Regions from separate parts of the Mus musculus genome. Here all the other regions are linked to region 1. The links are chromatin loops, found by intact Hi-C in ENCODE. Cell type or tissue: left cerebral cortex. All regions are shown on one strand. Region 1 overlaps Tceanc2 (transcription elongation factor A (SII) N-terminal and central domain containing 2). Region 2 overlaps Fam151a (family with sequence simliarity 151, member A). Region 3 overlaps Ttc22 (tetratricopeptide repeat domain 22). Region 4 holds the start of Ttc22 (tetratricopeptide repeat domain 22). Region 5 holds the start of Ssbp3 (single-stranded DNA binding protein 3). Region 6 holds the start of Acot11 (acyl-CoA thioesterase 11). Region 7 overlaps Lexm (lymphocyte expansion molecule).

Evidence for each region. Peaks named below come from ENCODE experiments on the same cell type or tissue, not always from the same donor. Only the 100,000 strongest peaks of a DNase experiment are listed, where the experiment ranks them.
Region 2: it touches region 1 in a loop (4-fold over the local background); 10 of 42 quality-filtered maps call a loop at or near these places.
Region 3: a loop joins it to region 1, with 4 times the contacts of the local background. A loop is called at or near these places in 14 of 42 quality-filtered maps.
Region 4: it touches region 1 in a loop (4-fold over the local background); 19 of 42 quality-filtered maps call a loop at or near these places.
Region 5: a loop joins it to region 1, with 5 times the contacts of the local background. A loop is called at or near these places in 19 of 42 quality-filtered maps.
Region 6: it touches region 1 in a loop (3-fold over the local background); 10 of 42 quality-filtered maps call a loop at or near these places.
Region 7: it touches region 1 in a loop (6-fold over the local background); 14 of 42 quality-filtered maps call a loop at or near these places.

Annotation. Positions count from the first base shown.
Region 1 is chr4:107,162,720-107,166,719 of GRCm38, reverse strand. It overlaps Tceanc2 (transcription elongation factor A (SII) N-terminal and central domain containing 2), which reads left to right. Exons shown (of 5, transcript NM_025617.2): 3 at 1,031-1,172. Among named protein-coding and RNA genes, the nearest start is that of Tceanc2, 14 kb to the left of the region's middle. In left cerebral cortex, a CTCF peak has its summit at 2,483 (motif pointing right); DNase peaks (open chromatin) are centred at 2,480, 2,809 and 3,196; H3K27ac peaks cover 694 bases.
Region 2 is chr4:106,747,529-106,751,528 of GRCm38, reverse strand. It overlaps Fam151a (family with sequence simliarity 151, member A), which reads right to left. Exons shown (of 8, transcript NM_146149.1): 8 at 3,237-3,990. The coding sequence ends at 3,260. Acot11 (acyl-CoA thioesterase 11) reads left to right here. Exons shown (of 16, transcript NM_025590.4): 14 at 1,515-1,646; 15 at 2,141-2,267; 16 at 3,045-4,000. The coding sequence ends at 3,200. Among named protein-coding and RNA genes, the nearest start is that of Fam151a, 16 kb to the right of the region's middle. In left cerebral cortex, CTCF peaks have their summits at 1,533 and 1,745 (motif pointing left); a DNase peak (open chromatin) is centred at 1,579; H3K4me3 peaks cover 674 bases.
Region 3 is chr4:106,629,331-106,633,330 of GRCm38, reverse strand. The region is part of intron 1 of Ttc22 (tetratricopeptide repeat domain 22); the gene reads right to left. Among named protein-coding and RNA genes, the nearest start is that of Ttc22, 8.9 kb to the right of the region's middle. In left cerebral cortex, a CTCF peak has its summit at 2,203; DNase peaks (open chromatin) are centred at 570, 782, 2,242 and 2,505; H3K4me3 peaks cover 240 bases; H3K27ac peaks cover 2,723 bases.
Region 4 is chr4:106,620,617-106,624,616 of GRCm38, reverse strand. Ttc22 (tetratricopeptide repeat domain 22) reads right to left here and starts at 2,168. Exons shown (of 7, transcript NM_177667.5): 1 at 1,500-2,168. The coding sequence starts at 2,066. In left cerebral cortex, no CTCF peak of the experiment used is centred here; no DNase peak of the experiment used is centred here.
Region 5 is chr4:106,910,536-106,914,535 of GRCm38, reverse strand. Ssbp3 (single-stranded DNA binding protein 3) reads right to left here and starts at 3,066. Exons shown (of 18, transcript NM_023672.2): 1 at 2,624-3,066; 2 at 1,561-1,633; 3 at 1,270-1,331. The coding sequence starts at 2,679. In left cerebral cortex, a CTCF peak has its summit at 2,067; DNase peaks (open chromatin) are centred at 287, 3,073 and 3,636; H3K4me3 peaks cover 3,903 bases; H3K27ac peaks cover 1,911 bases.
Region 6 is chr4:106,797,698-106,801,697 of GRCm38, reverse strand. Acot11 (acyl-CoA thioesterase 11) reads left to right here and starts at 1,867. Exons shown (of 16, transcript NM_025590.4): 1 at 1,867-2,014. The coding sequence starts at 1,982. In left cerebral cortex, a CTCF peak has its summit at 1,557 (motif pointing left); DNase peaks (open chromatin) are centred at 1,685 and 2,725; H3K4me3 peaks cover 766 bases; H3K27ac peaks cover 509 bases.
Region 7 is chr4:106,612,728-106,616,727 of GRCm38, reverse strand. It overlaps Lexm (lymphocyte expansion molecule), which reads left to right. Exons shown (of 10, transcript NM_183182.3): 2 at 739-826; 3 at 1,225-1,389; 4 at 1,571-1,693; 5 at 3,226-3,360; 6 at 3,476-3,619. Among named protein-coding and RNA genes, the nearest start is that of Lexm, 2.5 kb to the left of the region's middle. In left cerebral cortex, a CTCF peak has its summit at 2,375 (motif pointing left); DNase peaks (open chromatin) are centred at 2,370 and 2,969.

The DNA of each region.
Region 1 (4,000 bases):
TTTTGTTCCCTTCCTTCCTTCCTTCCTTCTTCCTGTCTTTGTTTTCTTTTCCTTCTTTTGGTTTTTTGAGACATAGTTTCTCTGTGTATCCCTGGCTGTCCTGGAACTCACTCTGTAGACCAGGCTGGCCTCGAACTCAGAGATCTGCCTGCCTCTGCCTCCTGGGTGCTGAGATTAAAGGGGTGTGCCATCATGCCCGGCTCGAAGATATTTAATTTTCAATTATGAAAGCTACTTTACTTTTTTACTTTTTGTCTGCCAATTTTGTTTACTAAGAAGTCCTTAGTTTAACTATATCAAAATTACAGAAAAATCACATAACAGTATAGAAGCTTTCCCATCTTCTTCCCCCATGTTCCTGATCCCTAGCGTTGAATGGAAGCGTGAGGATCAGCCTTAAGGCGGCAGCTTCTGGGAAGGATGGAGGGAGGTGTGTTTGCGGAGGGTGTAAAGGGACTTAAATTTCATAATGCTTTATTTTATGAGGAATGGTAAAATTATAATCTCATTAAGTAGTGGTTTACTCTCTGTACCTTTTTGTGTGTTTGAAATTTTTTTAAAAAGAAGTTTTCTTTCTCTCAGGAAAAAAAAAAAAGTTGAGTTTTCTCCTCTGGGAAGTGGGGAACTGTTCGTGTAATTTTTTTTTACTGTTGAAGTAAGCATGGCTTTATGGCTTCTCTGCTCTGTGCATAAATTAGGACACTTGAGTGAGCTGTGAGGGTGATCCGCCTTAGCACTCACCGTTTTCATTCCTCTCTCCTGTTTCACCTCTCATGGGGGATGTGCCATGGTGCCCGGCACGGTGAGATGAAAAGTTGCACTTTTCCTAATAGATGCAACTCCCCAGATCTGCAGTAAGCAGGCCTGCCTCTAAGCAATTACCCCTCATTTGGGGCCATCAGACACACTGCTTTGGTTCAGGTCATAATCAATAATTCATATGTCAATAGGAGAGCCATTAGCTCAGGTGGAGGCAGATGTCTTTCTAATGAAAGGGTTCCATTTTCCAAATAACTGTTCTTTTTTGCAGAGAGTTGTGGTTATAGAAGACATAAAAAGATGGAAAACTATGTTGGAGCTTCCTGATCAAACCAAAGAAAACCTAGTTGCTGCCTTACAAGAATTAAAGAAGAAAATGCCCTCGAGGGAGGTGTTGAGATCCACAAGGATAGGTATGCTCCTGGCCTCTGAGATGTACTTCCAGAGTGTCTCCCTTCTTCCTGTACACCATGAGTTACCTGACCCATCTGTGCTTTCCACACTTGCTGGAGGGGACCGTTGTTTAGAACACTGTACTAGCCTCAGGCTGGGGATTTATAGTAAAAAATAGTGACATATGTAAAATATAGTAATATATAGTAAAAACAATTTTTAAACTGAAGTGAAGTACACAAAACACAGTCCTCAATCTTTTAAACTTTCTGCTTTCATTTTCTTGTGTGTTGGGGATGGGCTTGGGTGTGTGTTTGCCACAATGTGCACATGGCAGTCAGAGCACACGTTAGTGGATGTTTGTTCTTCCCCTCCAACATGTGAGTCCTGGGATCTAACTCAAGTTGTCAGGCCACCTTACTATATCTCTCCCACCTTTTGATTAGAGTTAGCGGAGTTGCTAGCATAAGATAACTATTATTATATAAGGTTTTAAAAGCATATGTCCAATATCTGTGCTTACCATATAGACTACATACAGGTAACATTTGGAGTGTGCTTGATGCTGACTGTGCAAAATGATTAAGACTTGGTTGTGACCTTGAGGAGCTGAGGGTTTGGTAGAGAGGCGGTGGTGTAGACATACAGCAGTGGTACCCCACTGTAGCTATAAATAAGCACATGTGACCCTCTGTCCACTGGATCTGGAGAGTCTGCATGCAATCGGAAAGGATAGGGCAGTCACTACAATCTGGGGACTTCAGAAAGGCTTCATAGAGGAGGTGGTGATTCAGTTAAATCCTGAAAGAAACTCAGCTTAATCTGCCATCAGTGGCAATAACTGGCGAAGCCTTGTTTATAAAACAAAACGATAGCAACATTTGCCACCATGTCATTTATTATAGCTTTGGAGAGATTTCAGAGGTGAGGGAGGGAGTGCGTTGAGTTGCCGTTTTAGTACAGCACACAACTGTGGATAATATGCACGGGAAGAACAACATGTGTTCCTCGAGCTGCTCTCAGCTCCCCGGGGAGTCCAGGGCAGTCCTTCACAGCTGCTGCTCCTGCCCTCCCCAGTGCAGCCATCGCCTCCTCTGCCTCCCCTTGACCTCTGAGCAGCATCACCCTGTCACTAACAGCTGGGAAGAGCTTTACAGAGTCCCCAGGGAGCCCCCAAGAGTCTTAGAGTTGCACCCCTGTAATATAAACCAGAATCTGAGGAAATTAGATGCTTAAAGAATATAAAACCCTATCATTATAGCCAAGGAGATGCTACCCATCTGCTGCAGGATTTGCTGTCTTTATAGGTTGTGGACGCTAGAGGGCAATGTGACCATTCACATGAGCCTGTAAGGTCTTTCCACCAGTAGAGGGTACTAGTGTTTAATATTTTGTGATGTGTTTATTGATGCATATATGTATGTATGTGATCCTGTTTAGACATATACCACAGATGCCATATGTGATCAGATCTTAAATCTCAACATAATAAGCTAGGATTGTCCTAAAAGATGGAACAGGGGAGGATTTTGAAAAACCATTTGTTTGACCGCCGAGTATGGTGAGTGTTTTCAAGAATGGGTGTGTCAGGTATCTAGAGAATACAGCTAAGGGCCGGAATAGAACTACCAAGAGGTTTGACTTAGCAGGAATTGGAACCCGTCCAACTTTTGAACCCTGACCTTATTGAGCCTTCCTTAAACTTGAAATTGCATGGACTGCTGAGGGTTCTTGGTTCCTTTACAGTTATATCAGATAAAAAGCTTATTTGGATCACTTCCTGAGAATGTTTATGCTTCAACTTTTAGCCTTCCTGCCTCCCTACCTTGTGGGATGTAAGCACCAAGTATCTACGGAGTGTCTTCTGTGTGCTGGGAGCTATGGGGTATAAGGGAGACAGGAATTGCTCCCTTCTTTCTGGAGCTTTACATCTGACGGAAACGTAGGCAGTTTAATAAGACAGTGCTCTGACGATGGGGAGAAGTTAGCCAAGTGTGTGGAAGCAGGGAAGAGCGTGTTGAGGAATGTGTCAGGCAGAGGATGCGTCCTGGAAGCTGAGTGGAGGCTGGAGGTGCGGGAGAGAACATGGTCGTGTTCCAAGAGCTCTGAGTTGTTAGGTGTATTTAAAATGTAATATGCCAGAGAGTATGGCAAGAAATGCAGCTGAGAGACGGTCTGAACCAGATGGAGACGGCTTTTCATAAGCAATCTGACAATATATTAGTTATCTATTACTATATAAAACTTCCCTAAAATGTAGCTGCTTAAGTATTGTTTCTCATAGTTTCCCTGATGGTCAGCAATTCAGGAGCCAGTGTATTGGAGTGGTTCCGGCTCAGAGTGGGTTTGGTTTGGTGTGATGTGGTAGGGGCTCTTACAGTTAGTGATTCTCTTATCTCCATCTCCTAAAAACTGTGATCAGAGGCGTACCCCACCCCTCCTTGTCTTTGAAAAGCTTGTTATCGGACTGTTGCTTAGAGCTTCAGTCATCCGAGGGCCTTCCTAGAGGCACACTTTAGAGGCTTGCTCAGAGAAGGCCCTTAGTTCCTTGTCACATAGACCTGTCATTATGGCTGCGCCTCACAGCAGCTGAAGTCCCCAGAGCCAGAGATACAAAAAGAACAAGAAAATAAAACAACAACCGATACAGAAGCCAAAATTTATTGTTTGTTTGTTTCTTTGGTTGGTTTTTATGAAACTGAGTTTCATTGTGTACTCCAGCTTGGCCTGAAACTCACTATGTATCCAAGCTGGCCTCAAACTTGTGATTGTCTTACCTCAGATTCTCAAGTGCTGGGGTCACAGGCCTGAGCTGCCACTCCTGGCTTATCCCCATTCTCTCTTCTCT
Region 2 (4,000 bases), 420 kb after region 1:
CAGGATTCTTTCTGTGAGATGGGAGACAGGAGACTCCTTAGAACTGCTAGAGCAAAGTTAGTCTGGTGCACACACACAGGCAAATAGCAATGACATACCTGAGGTTGTTATCAACAGTGCACCAATAGGTGAATACCTGCATTCAAACACTCATACTTGTGCATGTGCGCACACATGCACACACAACCACACACACATAGAGCAAGAGATCAAGCAAGTGGCAAGAAAGAAAAGAATAAACTGTGTTGCTCTAAAATGCTGTGCATGGGTAACCCGGACCTGCTAGCAGGGTATTCTAGAACTGAGAGGTGATCGGTGGTGGCTGGGCAGAGGAGCTGGGAAAGATGGGCTGCTGTGGACCAAACCAAAGTTCACTGAGGGTGAGTGACATAGGCTAGAGACCCCAGCACACTCCCCTAGGCCTGCACAGCCAGCCTGTTCCCTAGCCAGCCTTTGTGCAGCAGAAGGATAGGGGGAGGTGTGGCCATGTCCTCATGTGACTGCCCTTGTGTCTGTGGGTACCAATGTCAGTTGATGCCTGTATACCTGAACAGATGTGTGAGTATGCCTGGTCTTGTGTTGTCTCTGTTACCCATCAGGCTGAACACCCCAGCCCTGTTTCCTCATGAACTCTGTAGCCCAGAGTGGGTTAACCCCCAGCCTTAGCTCCTCTATTTAGTGAGGATGCTAAGACTGCCCACAGGAGTCTTAAGTGAGATCCCAGGATAGCACCTGAAACACACTGGGAACTCATTAGACAGTATGGACAACTACTGAATCCTTGAACAGCTACTTGGGGTGTGTGTGCACCTGCAGATCTGTGAGTTCAGAGCTGTCTGTGTACATACGCTCACATATGTCTTTCTCCATTGCTGTCGTAAAATACCCTGACAAAAGCAACTGAAGGGAGAACAGGTTCACTCGGGCTCACAGTTCCAAGTACTGTCCACTGCAGTGGGGAGGTCAAGGCAGCAGAAGCTTGAAGCACTTGTTCATACTGCATCCACAGTAACATAACAGAGGGGTGTGAATGCATGCTAGTGCCCAGCTCACAGCCTCCACTTTCCCTGTCAGGTGATGGTGCTGGCCACAGTTCAGGTGGGCCTCCCTCTGCCAATTAACAAGATAATCTCCTACAGGCATACCCAGAGACCCATTTCCCAGATGATTCTGCATTCTGTCAAGTTGACAGTTAATACTATCAGTTTGCATACTTGTATTGGCTTGAGTATATGTCAGTGTGCTTTGTGTGTGTGTGTGTGTACCTAGATGAGTGTCTCTGTATATGCTTATATGTGCATGTGCCTGTGTATCTGCTCTGGTGCACTGTGTGTGTGTGTGAATGTTGTGTGTACAGACAAGCACATGCATACACATTCATGCATACACATATGCTGGAGGGTCCCCATCCTTCCCCGGCTCCGCTCAGAGGCTGCAGGCTGCGGGAGCCTGGCAGAGCTGCTCCCCATAGAGAGCTGCTGTGGCTCTGAGCCCTGACTTCAGCCTCCCCACAGGAGTGTGGAGCTGGTGCAGCAAGTGGATGAGGATGACGCCATCTACCACGTCATCAGCCCCGCCCTGAGCGGGAACACCAAGCCCCAGGACTTTGTGATCCTGGCCTCTAGGCGGAAGCCTTGTGACAATGGGTGAGTGCCTGCTCTCTGAGGGGTGCAGTTGAGGTAGGGAGACCTCCTCTCTCCCTCTCCTGGGAGGAGCAGCAACATGGAGGCCAGAGCTCTGCTGCCCACTGGTGGCTGGACTCAGAACCCACCAGCTGTTTCTAGGCGCCATTGGGAGTTCATCATGACTGCAAGGTCACAAACTGCTCCTGAAAGCAAGGGCGACTGTGGCATTTGTTGCCACAGACACGAGTGCCTTTCCCATGGGTATCCCTTGGTCTCTGCCCTCTGGAAGCTTGTGGCTGTTACCTGAGACATGGGCGCAGCCAGGGTAGACTGCATCTTTTTTTCTGGAGACAAAGGCCAGAAGAATGAAAACCCCAAGGTACACAGTCCATGGGTTCACAGGGAGCCTGAACCTGATGCTGCTAACACAGATGTCCCCTTCCTACAGCTGACCCCCAGCAAGGCATCCTCCTCTGGATGATCTCTGATCCCTTCTAACTCTGCCTCTCTTCCAGGGACCCCTATGTCATTGCCCTGAGGTCGGTCACGCTGCCCACGCACCATGAGACACCGGAATACCAACGTGGGGAGACTCTCTGTTCAGGCTTCTGTCTGTGGCGTGAGGGGGACCAGATGACTAAGGTAAGACGTGATGTCCCCTCTATACTTCCACCTATGGATAAACTGAACTCTACGCTGTTCGGCTGGGCCCTTCCAGACCCGAACCCCCATGACCCCCCAGACTTTGCAGTCTGAAAGGAGCTCGTCTGGAGCTTGAGTGTGGTCAGAGAGCAAACTGCTATTGGGGCTTGGGAAAAGCTCTGGACACACTACAGAAAGCCCAGCTCTGATCTAAAATTCTGCCATTGTTTGTTTAATGTGTCTCCCTTTTCGTCTGGGAGGGCTTTATGTGGCTTTGAGGGCATAGAAGGCTCAGCAGGGGAGTCAGAGTTAATTGGAAAGGTAGAGCAGAGCTGGGGGCAGGTATGCTGCAGTTCCCCTGGCATGCAGTTTTCCTTGCAGCCTTGCCCAGGTGCTGACTCGGCCAGCATTGCTAAGGACCTACACAAAGGACATAGTCCAAGGCTTATGTCTACCACGTTTCTGTGACACCCCACCCTCCCAGCACTGTTATAAAGTGGATTCAGGTGTAGGTATTAGAGTCAATTCCTGTCCCCTTGGGGCCACCTAGTCAGCAGGGAGGTGTACAGTGACCTTATGGTTTGCTGTGATAGGGCAGTCAGAGTTGAAGTTCCCTGTGTATCTGGGGGACCTATCAAAAGAGGCTAGGTCTATCACTCAGGTTTTCTAACTGATCAAGATACAAGGTTGTATCTGTTGCTTCCCCAGAAGGCAAGCAAGGCTGCTGACTCTCACCTCCCCATTATGCCTCCTTGAACTTGACTTCCTGTCCTGCAGGTTTCTTACTACAACCAGGCCACCCCCGGCTTTCTCAACTATGTGACCACCAATGTGTCCGGCCTGTCCTCAGAATTCTACAACACTTTCAAGGCTTGTGAGAGTTTTCTGTTGGACAACCGGAATGACCTAGCTCCCAGCCTCCAGACCCTCTAGACACCACCCATGCTGCCCCAGGTCTTACACAGTGCGTGGAACAAAGCAGAGACATTTATTCACCTTGACTCCCCAGGGAAGCCTTCCACACTAGATGGTCCAATCCTACTGGATGGTCGGTTGCTGCTCACATCTGCCTGCAAGTCTTTCCAGTACTCCTGGGATATCCTGTAATAGACTCGGGTCCTGTCCACGGCCCTGGCCGCCCACAATCCAGCCCACAAATCCACATGGCTGTTCCCAGCAGTGCTGTGGTACACTGTGACAGTGGCTCTAGGGGAGGAGGCCAGGAGCCTGGCCACAGTGTTGGCTGGACTCTGACTCAGTGGCCCAGCCTGCAGCTGGAAGGACACAGGTTGCCGGAGTCCCTGACACAGCTCCAGCATATCTGTGACCATCTGCTCCTGATAACCACTGTCCAGCATCTCTTCGGGCCAGCCCGGTGCCACGGTCACATGGGGGAAGACTTCAGCCACAGCTGTGAGCAGCTCTCTGCCAGCTATGTGGCCAGGGACCACAAAACTACCATGTGAGACTGTGGACCCCACCCACACAGGCCAGGGCAGATGGCCAAGGGTAGAAAGGTGTGCTAACGTGGCCAGGGATGGCCGGAGAGCTTCGGGTTCCACTATGTTCACATGGATGCCCCAGCGCCTGGGGTGAACAGCCAGACGCAGCAGACACGACTCCAGTGTCAGAGCAGGGCCACCTGGGGTGTGTAGGATGGGTACAGGGTTCCCAGCCTCAGGTTCCTGGAGGCCAATGTCCAGCAAGATCATGCCTTCTCTGTCTGGAAGAGG
Region 3 (4,000 bases), 530 kb after region 1:
TCTCATGCAATTCCCTGGATCTCACAGCAAACCCAGGCGTTATGCCCACTTTCCAGGTGAATACAGTGAGGTGCAGAGAGGTAATGTGACTTGCCCAGGATTGCACAGATGGACATGGCAGAGCTGATGTTGTTTAGCTCCATGGCCCATGCTCTAGTCACCATGCTTGACTGTCAAACCCTGGAGGAGGAGCAGAGTCTGACCCTGAGAGTGATGCACACCATCTATGTAAGATGATGTCACTCCCAGCTGGGGTTTCTTTCTTCCTGTTTTTTTTTTTGGGGGGGGGTGGTTTTTTGTTTGTTTGTTAGTTTGTTTGTTTTGAGACAGGGTTTCTCTGTGTAGTCCTGGCTATCCTGGAATTCTTTCAGTAGACCAGGGTGGCCTTGAACTCAGAGATCCATCTGCCTCTGCCTCCCAAAATGCTGGGATTAAAGGTGTGTGGCATTACTGCCTGGCTAGAGGATATATTTTCAAGCTGGATCTTGAGTAGGTTGTGACACTTCTGAGAGTGGGACAGAGACTAGGGTATTTGGTGGGAAGGAGGCTGGCTTGAACAGATGTATGGGATGCAGAATAAGTAACCGGGAGGGCAAAGAACACTGTGTATATGAGTAATGTAGAGGGAGCCAGAGCCAGTGAACGGGATCCTGAGTAAATCTCTCTCTCCCTCTCTCCCTCTCTCCCTCTCTCCCTCTCTCCCTCTCTCGCTCTCTCCCTCTCTCCCTCTCTCGCTCTCTCCCTCTCTCCCTCCCCCCACCTCTCTCTCTCTGTGCATGTGTGTGAAGGAGACATCTTGCATCTGAGCTCCAGAGTGGTATGACAACTTATTGGGATAGGTCCAGGAAACCTGAGCCCTAGAGAGATCTGCTGTGTTTCTTAGCTTGTGTTGCCTCTGATTATTTGCATGGTCCAAGGCTGGGGGAGTAAAGACAGGAGAAGGAAGGTGGGTCCCATCTTGAAGGGCTTTGGCTTGTCAGGAAAGCCAGGTGTAAATCCATAATTAGAATGGAAAGGATGCAGGAGCCACAGGAGACAGTAAGAGATGTTCTCTCTAACCCAGAAGTTTCTCCAAGCCTTTCTGGAGAAGAGGCATTAGAACAGGGTCCTCAAGAAGAAAGGGAGCCACCCAGGGAAATATAGTGAGAAAGACTATTCCAGGAGGACTGGCATTGTGGGCAGAAATTCAGAGATGTAGGAGAGTGATGTGTGGTATCTACATGTGACCAGGGCTGGAACCCCTAGCCCCGGGAGTTAGGGAATCAGCAGGGAAGAATATCAGGAAGCCCCAATATACCAGACTTAGGCTTTGGAGCCCATTTGTGGGAAACAGTTGGGAGCCATAGCAGGGGTTAGAGCTGGGTAGTGCCAACCTCCCACATGGAGGAAGGAAGCACCACACTTCCTTCCGTGACCCCATGACAAAAGATGGGGCTAACACAGGAGCTGATGGGATGGATTCTGGCTTCGAATGAGCAAATCAGGGGCTGGCAGCTCACACACCTGAGTGGTCCAACTGGGTGACCGTAGGGATGAGTACTTAGGGGCTGTATTCTTAACTGCAAAGGAGGATAGTGCTACATGCCTCTGGGGCCTGTGTGGGTGGGTCATTCCTAGGGCAAACACTCATGTCCTAGTATGGGCTGGCCTGGGGGTGTTTTGTCTAGTGTAATCTGTTTCAATACCCCAAAGAGCCATAGGATTTCAGGGCCTAGAGCCTGAAGATATCCCACCTCTCCCCATTCCCCCTTCTCTAGGGCTACAAGGCATCTTTCTTACTTCCACAGGACCCCAATTATGTTTTGTTTTGAGACAGTATCTCAGTCAGTATGTAGCCTAGTCCTGGACTTGTTGTGTAGCCCATGGTAGCCCATTTGCTATGTAGACATTCCTTTCATTGGCATTCAGATCCAAAGATGTTAAATTATTCCCTCAAACCACATAATCTGTGAATGACAGAGCTGGGAGTTCAACTTCTACTTCCATGGCCCTAGCCTCCAGTCTTTTCCTCAACACTGTTATTGATCTCCTTATTCTATATCCAGGAACACTGAGACCAGAGAGGCGGAATAACTCCATGTGAGATAATATCAAGGTTTACAAATGAGTCCTTCCCCCACCACTCTGCTCACCGTCAACATTCTAGAGTTTATAACCCAGTTACGGTTTTCATGATGGAAGCAACATCGCCACCTGGTGGAACTATCCCTGAATTGCAGGAGCAGTTCCTAGGTTCTTCTCTTTCCCTGCCTTCCAAATTTGGAGGCTAAACTGACATTTCCAAAATGTAGCTATTTGAATATGACACGTGACGAATCTCAAATGTAGCAGATCATACTTGTGAGTGGGCTTCAGGCTGGCTTCTGAATTACAGACGGGGTTAGTGGCCATGGAGTGGAGGCCTCAGAGTGCTGCTGGGTTTTCAGCATCCCGGAGAAGAGGCTCCTGGATGCTGTTCCTCCATAGTACAATGCCAGCCTGAAAATAGCCTTGTCCCTTTAAAAATCCTGGCTGTTTTGGAAGTAGCAGCTGAAGCTGTTACCAGGGGCAACCTGGCAAGCCACAGTGCATTAAATTAAACAGGCCTGTGACTGCCCGTGTGCTCCTGCCGAAAGGAGGGGCTGCTTGCCTCTCCTGCTGCAGAGCCTCAGCAGGCAGGCAAGGCACATAGCTCCAGGGTTCCCACTCCTAGAGGCAGCCTGGGAGGGGGCAAAGGCTGAGAGCACTCTGGAAGGAGTTTCTGGGACTGCTCGGCACGGGCTCTGTGTGGGACACTCCGTGCTCAATCATCATCAGTGCCCTGATGCTCTGACAGTGGCCAGCCAGCACCAGAGCCTTAGCTACAGGCTGGCCTCGATTCTCAGGAAGGGATCACATGAGACCCAGCCTGAGTGTACAGTGACCCTGGGACTAACGAGGTACAGGTGAGAGTGACAGATGACTCTAGGGCTTCCCTGAGCACCAGCCTCAGGATCCTCTGAATCTCTCTTGTTCCTCCTGAGATGGGGGAAGCTGGCATAAAGCTATGGAGGCTCCTGGCGTCACCCGCTTTTTCAGGCCACCTCTGACTTCAAGTTCACGTTTCCCCCACAGTATCGAACCACAAAGAGCTAGGGTTTAAACAGTGGCTACCATTTGCAAAGCACATTGAGCTTAATTAGGGCTTCAGAATGTCCTGTGTGGAAGGGAAAGTGGGGAAACTGAGGCAGGGTAGTGTCCCCAAAGCCAGGACTGAGACTTCCTCCTGGTATTCTTTACCCCCAGCCCCACCCTCCACCCTGTTTAATGAGAAAAGGTCTTCCTGAGCTAGCCCAAAGCTTGCACTCATCCTGTCTCCACCTCCTGCTAGGACTATAGGGGTGCATCTCCATACCCAGGCTTAGCTATTGTTATATTGATAGTCAAACCAATAAGTAGCACCCCCGATCTATGGTCTCGTCATCAACCCCTGCCTCCAGGTTCCGTGCCCTATTTGAGTTCCTGTCCTGACTTCCTTTGGTGATGAACAGTGCCATGGAAGTATAAGCTGAATAAAACCTTTCCTCCCCAACTTGCTTTTTGGTCAAGATGTTTCATGGCAGCAATAGAAATCCTGACTAAGACATTTGGTTTATTTTGTTTGTTTTGTTTTGAGACAGGGTTTCATACCGTAGTCTAGGTTGGCAATCCTCCTGCCTCAGTCTGGGTGTACTAGGATTACTGTGTGAGCCACCAGGCCTGACTTAGAAATGCAAAGTCTTGACTCACTCCTCTGTGGCTCTAGAGGTGTGGTTCGGAGATTGGTTTGCTTACTGTGCTAAGTTTGAAAGCCATTGGCTGGACTGATCGGGGGTGGCGTGAAAGTGGGCTGGTACTTTTTTAATGGGCCAAAGGATCAGACCCTTCTCCTCCGGGAAGCCTGAAGATCCTGCTTCTGTGGCTGGTGGGTAAGGGACATTGGCAGGTGACCTGGCAGTACTGGGAGAGGATGCACTGTCACAGGGCAGGTTTGTGTTAACTC
Region 4 (4,000 bases), 540 kb after region 1:
GTACCACCATTATACTAATGGGAAAACCCATGACACACATCACGTCATTATCTCACCTCACTGAGAGGGAAAGGGTACGCGGAGAGCCCGGAATCGGTTGAGTGGAGCTGGAGAGCTCAGAGAGCCTTGAACCTGCACTCCCAGGCTAAGTGCCCTCTTGACTTGTACCCTGCACTGTTGTCCGGAGGTCAAGTCCATGCCCTCCAACGGGGCCTCGCTAAAGTCACCACTCCAACACTTCTCTTTAAGAACTTGCATCTTTTGGTGGAAAAGACGCTCAAGATGTGTGCAGAGGCTTTGGAATGGTGTTGTGCCAGGGCATAGCGCTCAAGAGAATAACATTCCCACATCACTCTTCCATCAGTGACATGCAGCCCCCAGTGAGCCTACCTGACGGTATTTCTGACCTGTATAACCCTTTCCCCTGCAGTGTAGGCCAGACCCAGTGACATGTTTCTGAGAATGAGAAAACAGCCGAAGTATCAAGAGCCAGCTAGGAACCATACCCTGTCGATTATGAACTGGTGTGGCTGTAGATGGCCCCCAGTCAGGCAAACCTTGGGAGGACAGCATAGCCACACCTAGATCCCAGGGCTGCTCAGTCGTAAATGCTTATTGTATAGGCTGCTGCACATAGGACTCTTGTACTGCAGGATAAACGACAAGTATGCTAGGATCTATTTAGTGCCAGGACTTTTGAGAATCACTGTGATCCAGTGACACTCAGACGACCATTGTGCCCCCTCTCCAAACTGTTGAGACAGAGCTGGAGGGACAGGCTTGAGGGACAATTGGAACAGGGCTGAGGAAGCTGTGAGGGTGCTGTGACCAGCCTGGAACCATGGAGGCATCCCTCAAAGGGAAATTTCAAAGCAAATCTGAGAGCTACTGGGGGCTATGCAGGCCACAGGACCAGGAGGTACCCCGGGTAAGACACAGGAAGGAAGAGAGCTATGTGGAGCCCACCCACTGTAAACGGAGTGGATGTGGGGTGTAGTGAAAGCCTGGATAGAGGACGGAGGGCCTTGGATGTCACTCAAGCCTAAGTCATTCTGCCAGCAGGAGGAGGGGAGGCTGAGTTGAGGATGTAGCCAGTGAGATGCAGCAACTGTATATCTGCTGAGTGAAACGCTGGCACAGGAGAGCAGAGCTGGAGAGTGACCACAAAGCCAGGCAGGACACTTCAGAGGCTGGGCTGCCAGAGAAAGCTCGTATAAGCTGAGGCAGTGGCAAAATTGGGGTTTAGAAGGATAGGTGGATGAGGGGAGAAAGGAGGAAGAACAATCTGTCAAGTTTTGGTGTCTGATTGTACCTCTTACTTGTTGGCAGAGGAGGGAGAAGGGATGTGTTAGCCTGATTGGAGGATTTGTCTTGGTGCTGAAACAGAAAGCTAGGTGGGCAGCACCCAGGAACGCAAAGCTACCGGGTGACCTGGGGCGGGAATGGTGGCGGGCACCCCAGCAAAGGAAATGAATGACCACAGTCCTTCCAGCACCCACCTGCTGACCATAGCCCAGCGCTTTGTCGTAGAGGGCGATGCCCGCCTCCAGCACCTGCGCGCGCTCCTCTGGACTGGCACAGCCCACGTCGAAGCCATGCGCATATCCCTGCTCCGCCAGGCAGCGGGCAGCGCGGAGCCTGGGGTCTCCAGCATCCTCGGGGTCCCCTTCCAGGCCCATGAGGCTGGCCAGTCGCCCGGCGGACGCCTCCTCCTCTTCTTCCTGGCCCAGCTGCCCGTAGACGTGTGCCAGATTGGCCCAGGCGTTGAGGTTGCCAGGGTCTTTGCGGGCCACTTCCAGGAAATGCTCGCGGGCATCACCCAGCTCCTCCAGGTAGAAGGAAAAGGTTCCCAAGAGGTGACGCACGGCAGGCAGCTGCGGGGTGGCCACCAGCTCCAGCTCCTGCCGCAGACCCTCTCGCTGGAGCTTCAGGTCCCGGGCGCGCAGCTGAGCGGGTGAGCGCGGCTCGAAGTTGAGCTGCATCTCCAGGTGGAAGTGGCCGGGCAGATAGTCCAGTTCATCGAGAAGGGTGTCCAGGTCCTCGGCTCCGACCTCGGCCTCCGTCATGGCTGCCCCTGACTGCCCTGGCCTCCCCTAGCTCCCAAGGACAGTGGATGGGGCGGCCCCGGAGGGAGCCCCGCACGGCGGTCCGGGGCACCTCTTGCAAGTGGGTGGTACCCAGAGCCGGCCAAGGGCTCGCCCTGTAGGTGTTTCCGCTTTCGCTGCTAGACAGCAGCATTGCACAAGCAGGTGTGCCTGAAAAACAGGTGTGGTGCTTTGCCAAACGGGAGGCTCACAAACCCAGTAAGTGGCAAGGGCAGATTTCGACTACTCAGCAGATGAAGAGAGAGGTTCAGAAGAGAAAGGTGCCAAGGTCACAGAACCAGGTCAAGCTCAAGGAGACCTGGAGCCTCGGGTTGCCCAGGCCGGCCAAGTCCTTCCTCCATTGGCAATGCTCCACCCTCCACACAGAGCTGTCAGGACAGGCCCTTCCAGCTGAGCAAGCCTTGCCCACTCCAGAGCTGTGTGTGTATTCTAGAGCGCTTCCGCTGAACACAGCAGGCCACCGCCCCTCCAGTCTGTGCATCTGGCCTCTCAACTGAATATCTTGGCTCTCCTCTGCTCAGCAGGGGCCCAAACAGCAAAAACTAAGGTGCCTAGGTGCTAGGTTCTACTTCTGTTTCTCCATCCCTAATAAAAAGCACTACCCCTTATACTTCCGCTTTCCTCCTCTGTGACAGGACGCAGTTCCCTGTGAGGGACCAGGAGATACCTAGGTAAAACCAATGAATGCCTGCCCTGGGTATGCCTGGGCTTCACTCATCTGGATCAGTGTCCAGCCGGTCCTGCTCCCTGCTCTGAGACTGCTGTCTTCTTGCTCTATGCTGTCTCCCTCAGGGGCCCACCTGGCTTCTAGTGTGCAGGTTGAACTGGGGTGCCCTGTGTGATAAAGCAGAGTCCCCTGTAGACTAGGCTTTCCGGAATGTCTGGACCTTGGACTCTTCCTCACTTATCCTGAGGCTGGGCTCTTGCCTCCCTTGCCTCAACCTCGTTGGAAGGAGGCCAGCATTTTCACTAGAGAAAATAGAGCTGGTTAGTGAATTTGAAGAAACTATGACTTTAGCAACTTTTTATTAAAAAAAAAAGATTTATTTATTTTATGTATATGATTACACTGTAGCTGTTCAGGTGATTGTGAGCCTTCATGTGGTTGTTGGGAATTGAATTTAGGACCTCTGCTTGCTCCAGTCAATCCCACTCGCTCTGGCTCGCTCTGGTCGGCTCCACTAGCTCAGGCCCAAAGATTTATTTACTATTATACATAAGTACACCATAGCTGTCTTCAGACACACCAGAAGAGAGCATCAGATCTCATTATGGGTGGTTGTGAGCCACCATGTGGTTGCTGGGATTTGAACTCAGGACTTATGGAAGAGCAGTCGGTGCTCTTACCCGCTGAGCCATCTCACCAGCCCTTTAGCAATATTTTCAAGTCAAAACATTTGGATGCTATTTGTACTGGTTTTAGACTTTAATGTAATACATTTAATAATGTTTTAGCCTTTTAGAATTTGCTTTGATGGTTCCTTTTTATTTTTCATTTGCATTGGTGTTTTGCCTGCATACAGGCTGATGTGCGGGTATGTCAGATTCCCTGGAACTGGAATTACAGACAATTGTAAGCTGACATGTGGGTGCTGGGAATTGAACCAAAGTCCCCCGGAGCATCCAGTGCTCTTAACCTCTGAGCCATCTCCAGCCCCCATTTAATATATATATATATATATATATATATATATATATATATATATATATTTTTTTTTTTTTTTTTGGTTTTTTTGAGACAGGGTTTCTCTGTGTAGTCCTGGCTGCCCTGGAACTCACTTTGTAGACCAGGCTGGCCTTGAATTCAGAAATCTGCCTGCCTCTGCCTCTGCCTCCCAAGTGCTGGGATTAAAGGCGTGCGCCACCACGCCCGGCTCCATTTAATGTAGCTCTGA
Region 5 (4,000 bases), 250 kb after region 1:
AGCCACAGGACAACCAGGTCTCTGCACAACTGCAGATGGAGGCAGGGACTACTCTCCTCCTCCAAAACTGCTTCCTGGAAAGCCCACACTGCAAAGACTTCAAGACACCCTCATTCCCAGCACCCTCAAAATAACGTCTACCCACAAGCCCAAGTTTCTTTAAGACCCACAGCACTCAGATCCATCAATCCCATCAACACGCTCGCTCACCTCTAACAGCCAACCTATCACCCACTCCCGCAGGTGGAATCCTTGCGCCACACCACCCGCCTCCTCCGACCAGGCAGTTGGGTGGTTGGCAAAGGCCATTAAAAACTCATTTTGTCTGCACAAGTTAGAACAGACACTTCATCCTCCCGATGTTCAAAGAGCCTTGAAACAGTACCCTGAGCTGGCAGTCAGGTAGTGCTAACATCCCAACGACACTACACTTGACTCAACTCCACCAACATATCAAAAGCCACCCCTCCTCCTTTCTCCTTTTCAAAAGGATGTGAAAGAGTCCACCTATCAGCCCCACAAGACATCCAGGTCACACACTCAAGACAACTAGCTTAAGGCTCTGACCCTGAGCTTCCCTCCTGCCTGCAAAAAAGACCACAGGCTGCTCAGGCCTGGAGAGAGGGTCAAAGATAAGGAGAGCCGGTCCTGAACAAGCTACAGGCATCCTGCCAGGCCACCTCTGGCTGGTTAAGGTTCTCAGTAAAATAAGGCTTTGTGGTTGCAGGGATGCTGGGGGGGTGGGGAGACGGAGAAAAGGAAGGTCCAGTCAGTCTGAATCAGTGTCTCTACAGGAAGTGCGGCCCTTCTTGCTTTTCTCATGGTCCCTGGAAAAGGCCCAGTGGAGACCTCTTAAGGTTTGGCGTTTCTGGACGCAAACATAAGGGACAGGCCAGTTGCAGAACGGACCTGGTGTCCCCTCCACCCGCCCTGCCCCCACTCCTCTAATTAAAGCAGCATGCAGGATTGACAAAAAAAAACCCTTCCAGCTCTTTCTAAGCCCCCTGCTTGGTGCCCCAGAGTGAGATGGAAAAGCATAACAAAATTCAGTCAGTCCCCACAGGCGGAGAAATGCCAGCAAAAACTTGAGGCAGCACGCAGCCTCTTCTGCCCACTCTCCCTTGCCAAGCCTGGTCAGATCACCCAGGGGTGCTTGTCCGTAGGAGGCAGAGGCTAAAGGTAGAGGGCCTGCTCTGGACCCCCGTCTTTGTTCACTTGGACCCGGACCTCAAAACAAAACACACACACAAAACTATCACACAAACTTACCACCACCACGAGTGCAGGAACCCAGGCGGTTCACCCAGTGTGATGTTTTTTTCCCATCGAATCTAGAAAAGAGGGAGCGGAGGCAGCTTAGAGGGGCAGAAAGGAGGGGGACGCAGGGCCTTCCCCAGCCAAAAGGCTGTGAAGACCAACTAACAATAAATGCCAAAAGGTGATAAAAATTCAAAATGGTGGCCACAGTGGCTGCTCCTGAAAACAAAGGCTCTAAGAATAGTGGGGAGGAGGGGGTGTCAAGAAACTGGATGCTAGGGAAAGAGAAGGAGTCCCACTCACCTCTGATAAGAAGGTCTGTGCAGATTTCTGTGCTCCTACGTGCAGTAAATATTCGTAGACGTATAAAGCTAACCTGGAAAGTGAGGAGTGAGAGGAGAGAGAGAGAGAGAGAGAGAGAGAGAGAGAGAGAGAGAGAGAGAGAGAGGTCAGATCACATTAAGGCTCGCTCTGGACCCTGCCAGTGACTGTGAGCCCGGTCTGTGCCATCCCATTGTGGCCACGACAAGAGGTGAGTACCTATCACCCCAGACAGAACAGCTAGTGGGTGGGTACCACAGACAAGCTGCACCAAGCCGCGGGAGCCGGAGACCGGTCCCCAAACTTGAACTTCCAAGTGGCACTGGGACTAAACCCACCTAGGTCTCGCAAACTCGCAAGCCCCTTACAAGAGCCCTGCCTGAGCCACCCTCCTTTTCCCAGCCCACTTCAGCTCCCTGCTTTAGCCCAGCTTTGGGGTCCGAACGGACTCGGTCCCAGTCCGGGTACTTGGCGCGCTCTGGAGAGGGCAGCAAAGCGCCGCCCTCAGCATCTCCCCCTCAAACAACTGTCCCCCAAGCCTGGGGCCGGGCCGGCGCCGCCAGCCCAGCCCAGCCCAGCCCGGACGCCCCGGAGCGCACCGGGCTGACGGGGAGGCCGCTGGCTGGGTAGGGAGAGCGCTCCCGGGCGAACAAAGCCCCCGGCACGCACTCCTCACGCCGCGGGCGGACAAAAGGAGCCTTCGGGGCTGCAGAAAGCCACGCGCCCCCTGCCCGCACTCGGTGGGCAAAGTAAGGGCCCCGCGCCCAGCGGGCCGAGCGCACCGGCTCCGAGTGGGACCTCGCCCACCCTCGTCGCGGACCCCCGCGCCCGCTCTGCCCCGCGCCTACCAACTACCCTCGCCCACCGCTGCCCTGCCGCCCCTTCAGGGTGCCCCAGCCTCCGCCGGCGCCCAACAATGGGCTCTCCACGCCACCGCCGCCGCCGCGGGGCAGAGACCCGGGCCCCAGGGGCACCAGGCGGCGCGACCCCCGCGCCCACCTGCCTCCCGCCACCCGCGGCGCGGCCCCACTCGCGAGAGGCTTACTTTTCCCGAGCCTGCCCGTCCGAGGGCACCGCCGAGCCTTTGCCTTTGGCAAACATGGCTTGCAGAGAAGAGGGCGCCGAGCCCGCCGCCGCCGCCGCCGCTACCGTCCGGTCTCCCGAGCTGCCCTGCTCCCGGCCCCCTCCCGGCGCTCGCCCGCTCGCTCGCACTCCGCTCGCCGCGCTCCCTCCCTCCCAGGCGCAGGCTCCGCGCTCTTTCCAGCTGTCAAAGCGTCAGCCCCGGCCGCGGCCCCATCGCCCTGGAACTCCTCCCGCGCCGGCTCGGCCTGAGCTGCGCCGCCGCCCGCCCGAAGCCTGCAGCTCGCTTGCTCGCGGCCCGCGCGCCCGCCGCCCGGCTCCGCCTGCGCCGCCCTCTGCGCCTTCAGCACCGCTGCCGCTGCCGCCGCCGCCGCCGCTGGTCTACTTGGAGCTCAACCGAACGTGGCTGCCCCGGCAGGAGCGCGGCGGGCGTCCACGCCCCGCGACGGACGGCCGCGGCGGCCAATCGGCGCGCGGGGGCGGGCCTGGAGGCCGAGAGGGACGCCTGTCAGCACGGCCGCGCCAGTCCCGCTGCGCCTCCTCCGCGAGCCGCTGCCCGCTCGTGCCCCGGCCGGGGGAGCGGGGGGCGAGCCTTGGCGTTGGGGTGGGGCGGTGACTCGAGGGGCTCGGGCGTGGACTGGAGCACCCGGCCGGCGCGGCGGGGACTGGGCGCTGCGACAGCAGGCGCGGACCCCGGCTGGCCCGGCGCGCCCCTTTCCGCGTCGGCCTAGCCCCCAGCGCCCCCGCCTCCCCGTGCTGAGCGTACCCTCAGCGGGCCAGGACCCCGGCCGGCCCTGCTCCCCTCTCCGCCCCACCCCGGGCTGCCTGTGCCCAGCCCTGCCTCCCGAGCCCCGGCCAGGGCTGCACGCGGAGCTGGGCGGCCGAAGCTGGCGCCAAAGCGCGCGGCTGCTTCTTTACTAGATCGTTAAAATACTTTGGGAAACCCCAAAGTGGAGCCGCGCGAAAATGGCCCTTGGCGTGCTCCAGGCAAGCTGTAGGAGGGAAAAGAGGTCTTGGACTAGAGGGAAAGAGAGTTGATTTCTCTCAAATTTCTGAGGTTTGCTAGCCCTGGCAAGTTAGCCTCTCGCCTTTCCACGGGAAAGGGTTCCGTTTGGATGAGGGACGTCACCTGGACGCCTCGCGACTCGGAATGCGCGCCGCAGAAATCTCAAACTTCAAATAAATGGAGCTAAATTGGAGAGTAGGGGACCAGAGTCGGGCGTGGGGGGAGGGGAAGCTTCCATTGTCAATGACCCAGGTGTACAATGGGAAATGGGGGGTTGGCAGAGTGACCAAGCTTTTTGCTCACGACTCCTTTCTGTCCACTCGAGGAACCCAAAAA
Region 6 (4,000 bases), 370 kb after region 1:
GTGCCATTCCTTGATGTCCAAGCATTTGAATATATGAGCCTATGGGCGCCATTTTTATTCAGACTACCACTGGCAGCAAGTGCCATTGCACGCTGAACCATCTCATGCCTAGCTTGCTTTCTTTCTTTCTTTCTTTCTTTCTTTCTTTCTTCCTTCCTTCCTTTCTTTCTTTCTTATTTAGACAGGGTCTCCAGTGAACCTGGAGCTCCCCCATTCTGTTAGGCTGGTCACCAAGGGACATTGTACATCTCTGCCTCCCTAGTGCTGGGATTACAGGGACCCATCAGTGCACCCAACTTTTTTACATGGGTGCTAAGAGCCAAACTCAGGTCTTCATGATTGCGACAACAAGCATTTTACTAACTGGGCTATCTCTCCAACCTCTACCCCCATTCAGAAAATACTTACTTTTTTGTTTTTAGTTAGGTATAGGTGTGTGTGTCTGCATCTGGGTATGTATGTGCACATGAATGCAGATGTGGTAGAGCTCAGAGACATCTGATTTCCTAGAGCTTCAGTTACAGTTGGCTTTGAGCCATCTGACATGGATACTGGGACCGAATTGGGCTCTTTTGGAAGAGTAGCAAGAACATTTAACCACTGAGCCATTTCTCTGTCCCCACCCCTCTTTTTTTTTTTTTTTACAGTGTCTAACATTGTATTATAAATCAGGCTGGCCTGAAACTCAACATGTAGCCTAGGCTGGCCTTGAACTCATGGCCATCCTTCTACCTTAGGTTCCTGAGTGTTGGGAGTCGAGAGTTAGCACAATGGTGTTTATCTTGCTGTCTTTTGGGTATAACTTCAGTTTCTCATCTGCAGATACAGAAGTGCAGATCGTTGATGAGAACTCACAAGGAAAGACGTGCGAGTCCTTGATTCCTAGAGTCAAGGCTCTGAGAGAAGAGAGGACTTGCCCAGAGTCCCAGGCATGGTAGTGAACTCGGGGCCTTTGGCAGAGGACTTGTTAGTAACTGTGTAGAGAATGAAAGCAGAAGCAGGAGGCAGAGGACATGTCTGCTGATCTGTCCCCATCTGCTACATAGTGGCCATGGCGCCTTGGATACATCCCTTTCCAGCCCCAGGGATCATCCCTGCGATGTAGAAAGAGGATCAGCAGGAAGCCTGAGTCACAGCAGGGGTCTGGTGCTCCGCGACTTGTCCTCAGCCATTTGGTCACCAGTTCCCTTTGGCTTTTTTAGTCCTGACCAGAGTGTGTCTCTAGTCGTCTGCCTCGAACCTCTTGCAGAAGTGACAGAGGACAGGGAAAGTCCTGGAGAACTTTCACTCGTTGATGGCCATGGGTGCTGAGTACCACGTGGCATACTGGGTGTACTTTGGCAGGCGCCTCATTTACAAGAATTACCTGCTTATAAGGAAGTGGCTGTCAGGGCCCGGTGTATAAACCCTGTTCGGCAGTTGCTGGATGCTAACAACCTGGGCCCAGGAGCCAGTCGGGTAGCACTCCGGAAGGTAAAACTCTGGCAGGTGGGTCTGGTGTCTCTCTAGGAGGCCTTGGCAGCTCCCTGGCATCCTGCTACACTCCAGCCTGCCCTCTTGTGGACGGATGGACTCCCTGGCAAGAGAATGGGAGCTCTGGGACTTCTATTCTGTTAGGCAAGGACAGGGGTAGGGGGCTGGAGTGGGGGCTGGCATTTGCCTGAGTCTAGAGACATAGAGTCCGGTGGTGCCAGTAGGTGGGCAACAGGCCCCACGTGGTTGTGGCCCAGTTGGCAGGTGCTAGGGAGCTTTCTGTGCTGGGGTTGGAGGGGGGGCGCACAGAGGGCGGATCGAGGAGAGGCCAGGACAAGGGGCGGAGATATTAACAGCTGGCTCCGGAGGGCGGGGACCTTGGGAGGAGGAGCCAGGAGAAGCCGGCTGCTTTTGGACTTGCTGGCAGTCCCAGGGCTCAGGTGACCAGCGGCCCTTTAGGAGCCTACAGACCCCCCCACAGCCTGGCAACCCAGCAAACGGAGCAGCAATGATTCAGAATGTGGGCAACCACTTGCGAAGGGTATGGACTGTGGGTTAGGGTGGCCTGGGAGACAAATGGGTCTCCTGGTGTGGGGGCCCAGAAAGTAGATGCTTTCCTCTAAAGTCAGGATCTGCATCTTTAGTCGGGATCTGTCTGTAGTCTTCTTTAGAAGGAGATATTGCAGAACCCACGGACTTCTTAAGTTATAACTAGTACTCTCCCCAAAGAGACCCGGGGACAGTAGGCTCCCTCAGGCTGGCAGTTTGTGGTTAGGTGGAATGGAATCTTCTGTAGCAAGTTCTGGCATTCTGTTTGGTTGAGTGTGTATGTGTGTGTTTTGTGCATAATACTGCTGCTGCTGCTGTGTGTGTGTCATGTTACAATCCAGCTGCTGCTGGTGTGTGTGTGTGTGTGTCTCCCTGGGTCCTGTGCACAATCCCGCTGCCTGCCATCTGAGCTCTGGGCCTCATCACTTCTCCCGCTCAGGACTCCAAGGCTATGGCCTGACAGAATTTACGACGTGAGGGTGTGTGTACAAGGCGAGAACAGGAGAGTAAGAACACAGCCTGTGAGGGAAAGGCCATGTGGAAAATGTCCTATGCAATGACCTTCGAGAGTATTTTTTTTCCTGGAACCTCCTAACTGGGACTTTGGAGTTGAGATAGGTGCTGAGGTCCCAGAAACACCCAAGTGCATAGTGGCTCATTGGGGGGCCTTTGGCCTGGTGCCTGGAGAAGGGCTTGGGACAGGCTGTACCGCCAGTGCTGGGCAAGAGTATCTGCCAACTGAGGTCGGTACAGAAAAGGCCTTTTAAAAAGTGCCCTGGCTAAATACACATCTCACCCGTCCTTTCCCTCAAGTGGCATCCTTGCCCAGCCCGGGCTCTTTGTACTTTTAGGATCTCACCCAGCTCCTTCCATCTGCTACCCCACTAGTGGTTATCTCTGAAAAGCTAGCTGTGGTGTGTGCCCACCTGTTCAGTCTTACCTGGCAGGCTTGCCCAGCTCTCTCCACACCCCACCATCCTCCCTCTGTGTTCTCAGCAGCACTGTAGGGATTGGCTTTTTCTGTCTTAGTGTTCCACCTTGGCTCTCTCTAGCTGCCATATATTCTGTACCTTCCACCAGTGACCACCAGTGACCTTGGCCTCCCTTGCACCTCTGTCAGCCTGCCGTCTCTTTGGCGGTTTCCTTCTCAGCCCTCGGATTCAGCTGGGATGCTGCCTCCTCTGGAAAGCCTTCCTAGATTTCTCATGGCACTGTGCAGTCTTTATGAGCCCCGCTCTCACTGGGATGGAAGATTTGGCTGTGTGTCTCTCTCTTCTACCCCAGTAAACTTTACAAGCTGTGCTTGGTATACCTAGTCCTGGTCAGAGGCAAAGGGATACCTAGGGAATGAATGTGGACAGGCAGTTTCTCTGCCATGTCTAGGATGGAATCTGAGCTATTGGGCCTCTTGCTTCTGTCCCCCGAGCCCAGGGTAGAGTATGTCCACGCTCTGACTTTGCCAGGGAGCATGCTCAGAGTGTGCCCATGTTAACGTCCTCAGTTCAGTGAGGCAGGTCCACTTTATCAACCTTGTGATGGCTGTCAGTTGTCTTTGCTGTCAGATTGTCTGGGTTCAGGATCTGGGTATGTCTGTGAGATGGTTTCCATAGAGGTTCAACTGAGGAGGGAAACCCACACTGAGTGTGGATAGCAGATTCCTATGGCCTGGACCCCATAAAAAGAGAAAAAAGAGCACGTATCTCAGTACCAGCATTGCCTCTCTAGGCTTCCTGTCTGTAGACACAGTGTGACCACCTGACACCATCATTTCCTTACCTCTAGACTGTGTTTCCTCAAACTGTGAGCCAAAACAAGCCCGTATTTCCTTCAGCTGCTTTGTTAGGTACTTGGCTATAGCATAAGAAATGTAACCAGTACGCGCCCCACTCTACTTCTGTCTCGCCACACTTGTCCCAGATGAGGAATAACTCAGGCTCAGAGGGGTCAGTGGCCTGTCTAGGGTCACAGAGGCAGAAAG
Region 7 (4,000 bases), 550 kb after region 1:
CACATGGTCTGCCCATCCCATGAAATTTAGCTAAAAAGTTTTGTTTGCAACCCAGGTGTCTTATTTCTTTTTTCTTTTTCTTTTCTTTTCTTTTCTTTTCTTTTCTTTTCTTTTCTTTTCTTTTCTTTTCCTTTCCTCTCTCTCTCTCTCTCTCTCTCTCTCTCTCTCTCTCTCTCTCTCTCTCTCTCTCTCTCTCTTTCTTTTTGAGACAGTCTCTCTACATAACCCTGGGTGTCTTGGAACTCACTCTATAGACCAGGCTGACTTCAAAGTCATAGAGATCCACCTGTCTCTGCCGCCCAAGTGCTGGGATTAAAGGTGTGCACCATTATGCTCAACTGTCATATTTCTTTTTATGTTCTATTATGTAATATAGTTGCATATAAATGACCTACTATGTGCCACACACGGTTCTAGAATCTGTGATCATGAGGTGGTCTGGATAATTAAACGTATATGAAAGATGATATGAAGTATCCACCCTGTAGTATAACATCTATCTATCTACTTGAGCTGGGAAGGATAATGGTAAGAACTCTGAAGAAGAATGAAGCTGTAGGGAGAGGCAGAGCATAGGGTGGGTGGCAGAGCATCTCAGGAACTCTCAAAATGATGAAGCAGATCCAAAGTGACATTCAAGGGTCAGCTCCAAAGTCGCCTGTCCTGGGAAACCAACTGCCTGTCCACCAGGGCTGCCCCAGTCAGGACCAGATGGGCCCTCACTTATACCTCTCTTAGGTTTGATGTCTCCGCTGTCTATCCCAACCAGAAGAAATTCAGCACCTTCACAGAGGCCCCATACTCCAGACATCATTCGGTGGAACTGGTGAGCCTGCTTCCTTTCACGTGGTCTGTGTCCCGCCCCCAATACGCCCGCGCATGCTCCAACCGCGTCCCTTCCCCAATACACCTGCGCATGCTCCAACCCAAGCTTGCCTCATTCTTGGCTCCAGATGTTTGATAAACTCAGGACTATGCTAGAACCCTAGGAGTTTAAGGGCCGCAGGCTTCCTCTTCCACAGCTGTTTCTACTCTGTATTTCCCTGAAGTGGAACAAGGCCAGTCACAGAGGTGGTCAGGACTCGATCTTGAGTGCTGAGCTCCTCCTGGTCGTCAGACTGGGGAACTGTCTAGTTTAATTCCTAGGCCAGGGGTGACTTGCACATGCAAAGGGGTGGGGTAGGTGGTTATGACCGACTCAGCTGAGAGCCTGCTTTAACTTAGTCCCACATAGGACCTGGGACCTATAACTCCAAGGATACCTGCTTCAGCAAGAAGTTCCTGGAACAGAAGTTGGGCTCAGGATGGTCCCAGGCCCACGAAGCCACTCGGCTGACCCAGCTACCCCACTTCCACTACCAGGCCATCAAGAAGGAAAAAGAGCAGCAGGTGAACTTCGGGGCATACCCTTCCCGACCTCTAGGAGCAAGGCTTCCTGTCCACATGGCTATCCCTCCAGAGTCCTAGTGGATACAGCTTCCTCTTGGAGAACACCGTCACCCTTTGGGCTCTTCCTGGCTGGACCTCCCCAGGTTCCTTTTCCATCCTGCGTTCTTTTCTTTTGGGGCAGGTGCACAAGCGTGGCCCTGGCTCCTACAACATCAAAGACTTCATAACTGAGCTGCAGAAGAAACCACAGAGCAAACGGGGGCTGCTCAGCTCTGGGGAGACACGTTTCCGAGGTTTTATTGGGGTACGTGAGCTTGTCTCTTCCACCCTCCGTCCTCTGTGGGAAGACTGTTGCTGTTTGGATGTTTGACAAGCACCCTTCTCTGAACCCGTCTTCTCCCTAGGCTTGCCCAGACCTTCCTGGCTTTCTTGTTGGCTCTTCTGCTCTCCTGTGTCTTGAGCCTAGAGAAACCTAGAGTATATTAGAAACCCAACAAACATATTCATTTAGCTAGGCAACCAGGAAATAATGATTAAGCAGCAACTGAAAGCTGTGTACTGAACTAGGCTTTGGGAGAGCGGGGTGTCTGGCAGTGACAAACGTCAGAGCGGGCATCTTAGTGACACACACCACAGTATGAAGAAGGAAATACATATCGTTCTTATGGAGTTTTGAGGGTAAATGGCACAGGGAAGGAGAGTGCTGTGGGGTGATTTACAGAGAGCAGTCTGGGGAGGCCTCACTGGAACAAAATCTGCAGGGGACTCATAATACCTGATCCATGCACTGGCTTTCTGAGCTATGGACGGAAGCAAGACCCAGTCTCCTTCTTTGGGGGACAGACAGAGCTGATCCTCACAGTGGCCTGATTTTTGTAGCACTGGCCCCACCCCCTCTACCAGGTCTGGCTCCCCAAGGGTCTGGTTGCAGGGTCCAGAGAGGAGGGTGGATTGCATCACCTATGGAACAGCAGTGCCCCCATGTGGCTAGAAGGGGCATACCAGCCTCAGAAATCCAGCCAGGTCTCACCTCCCGGCACCACTTAGCTCTGTTCACTGTACTTCAAAGACCACCTTTGTGTTTAGGCTCCTAGCCACAGTTCTTCTGATCTCAGGACTTCCTGTCACCTCACCCCGACTTGTGGAATGGGACCTACTATCTGCCGGGCCCTGGGCAGAGGGCTTTGCAGACATTCAACTCTATCACTATTCCTTGAAGGAAAGTATTACCATCGCTGTGTTAGTCCCATGGACCATGAAGCTCAGAGGCCTGAGTTCGCCCAGCTAGGAAGTAGCAGAGCCAGGTTCCTAGCCTAGGATTCCGGTGCTCATTCTTTCCAGCCTGTTCACAGCATAGCGAGGAAGTTGATCAGCTTTGTAGTTGTAAAGGGCAGATCTATGGAGGCTGCGGAACAGGAAGGTGGGTCTCAGGGAAGATGGTGTCTGGGGATCTTAGTGTGGTTGATGTGGTTGACAAACCAGAGGGTAGGGAAGGCATTGGGAGAAAGCATTGTAAGCAAGTATGATCAGGGAGACCAGGCTGAATATGAGGTGCTGAGTCAGAGGTGCTGAATCAGATGTGCTGAGTCAGATGTGCTGAGTCAGAGGTGCTGAGTCGATGTGCTGAATCAGAGGTGTAGCTGGACTTGGAGATAAAGGAGTGAGCAGAGGAGGGGGCTCACCGGGGATGCTGTGTGGTGGGGTGGGTAACAGGTGCTCACTCCAGAAACCCTGTTTCCCTTCTTGAGATCTGAAACCCCAAACATGTCTTCCTCAGATGAACCAGAACAAAGACTGGGACTGACAGTCTTTGCATTTCCGTCTCCTGCCCTGCAGAATTATTATCCTGGCCCTGGAAATTATGGGGAGAAGGGGAACCCGTACACACAGCTGGAGGAGAAGGCCTGGAACCGCTCACATTCTGACGGCCTGATGTGTAGAGTGTCTAACAAGCCACCCTTGTTTCATCAGGTACCCCCTCAGCAGCCTCATCTTGCATGGTCCTATGGGGTGACCTCGGGGTAGAGAGGCTGAAGCCCCACCTTGGCCACTCCCCTACAGGCACCATTACCGCTTTTGTCTCTAGGGCAGTGGCCTGGGACCTGGTACCTACACCATCAAAAGCGATCTTGAGACCTTTGTGAAAAAGTCCACTGGTAATCGTGGCCCCTATGACATTTTCTCTGGTGAACGGAGCAGTCCTTTGCCCTATGGACATTACTCTGTGCAGGTATGTGCCTGAGTGGGTGCTGTGAGGTCTAATCCTTGGTGAGCTAATTTTTGATTATCCACAGGAATGTGGCCGTGTGTACCAAGTGCTGCCGGAGAAGGGGGTCTACTCTGTGCTCCTGCCAGGGCAGGGTATGGCTCCCTGTGTGAGGCGAAGAACCTGAGGTTGGCCACACAGATATGATGGGTCAGAGTCACAGTTTGGACATCTGACCCCGCGGCTACTTCTCTCAGCAATAACATGAACTGTACTGATAGACAGGTGGCCTGGCATGCACCAACAGGCCTGTGGGGACCCCAAGGGCACAGGCGCAGTGTCTGGCTGTAAACATTTCCCAGGCTTCATGGACTCAGCTGGGTTAATGGCCTGGGTTAAAGGAGC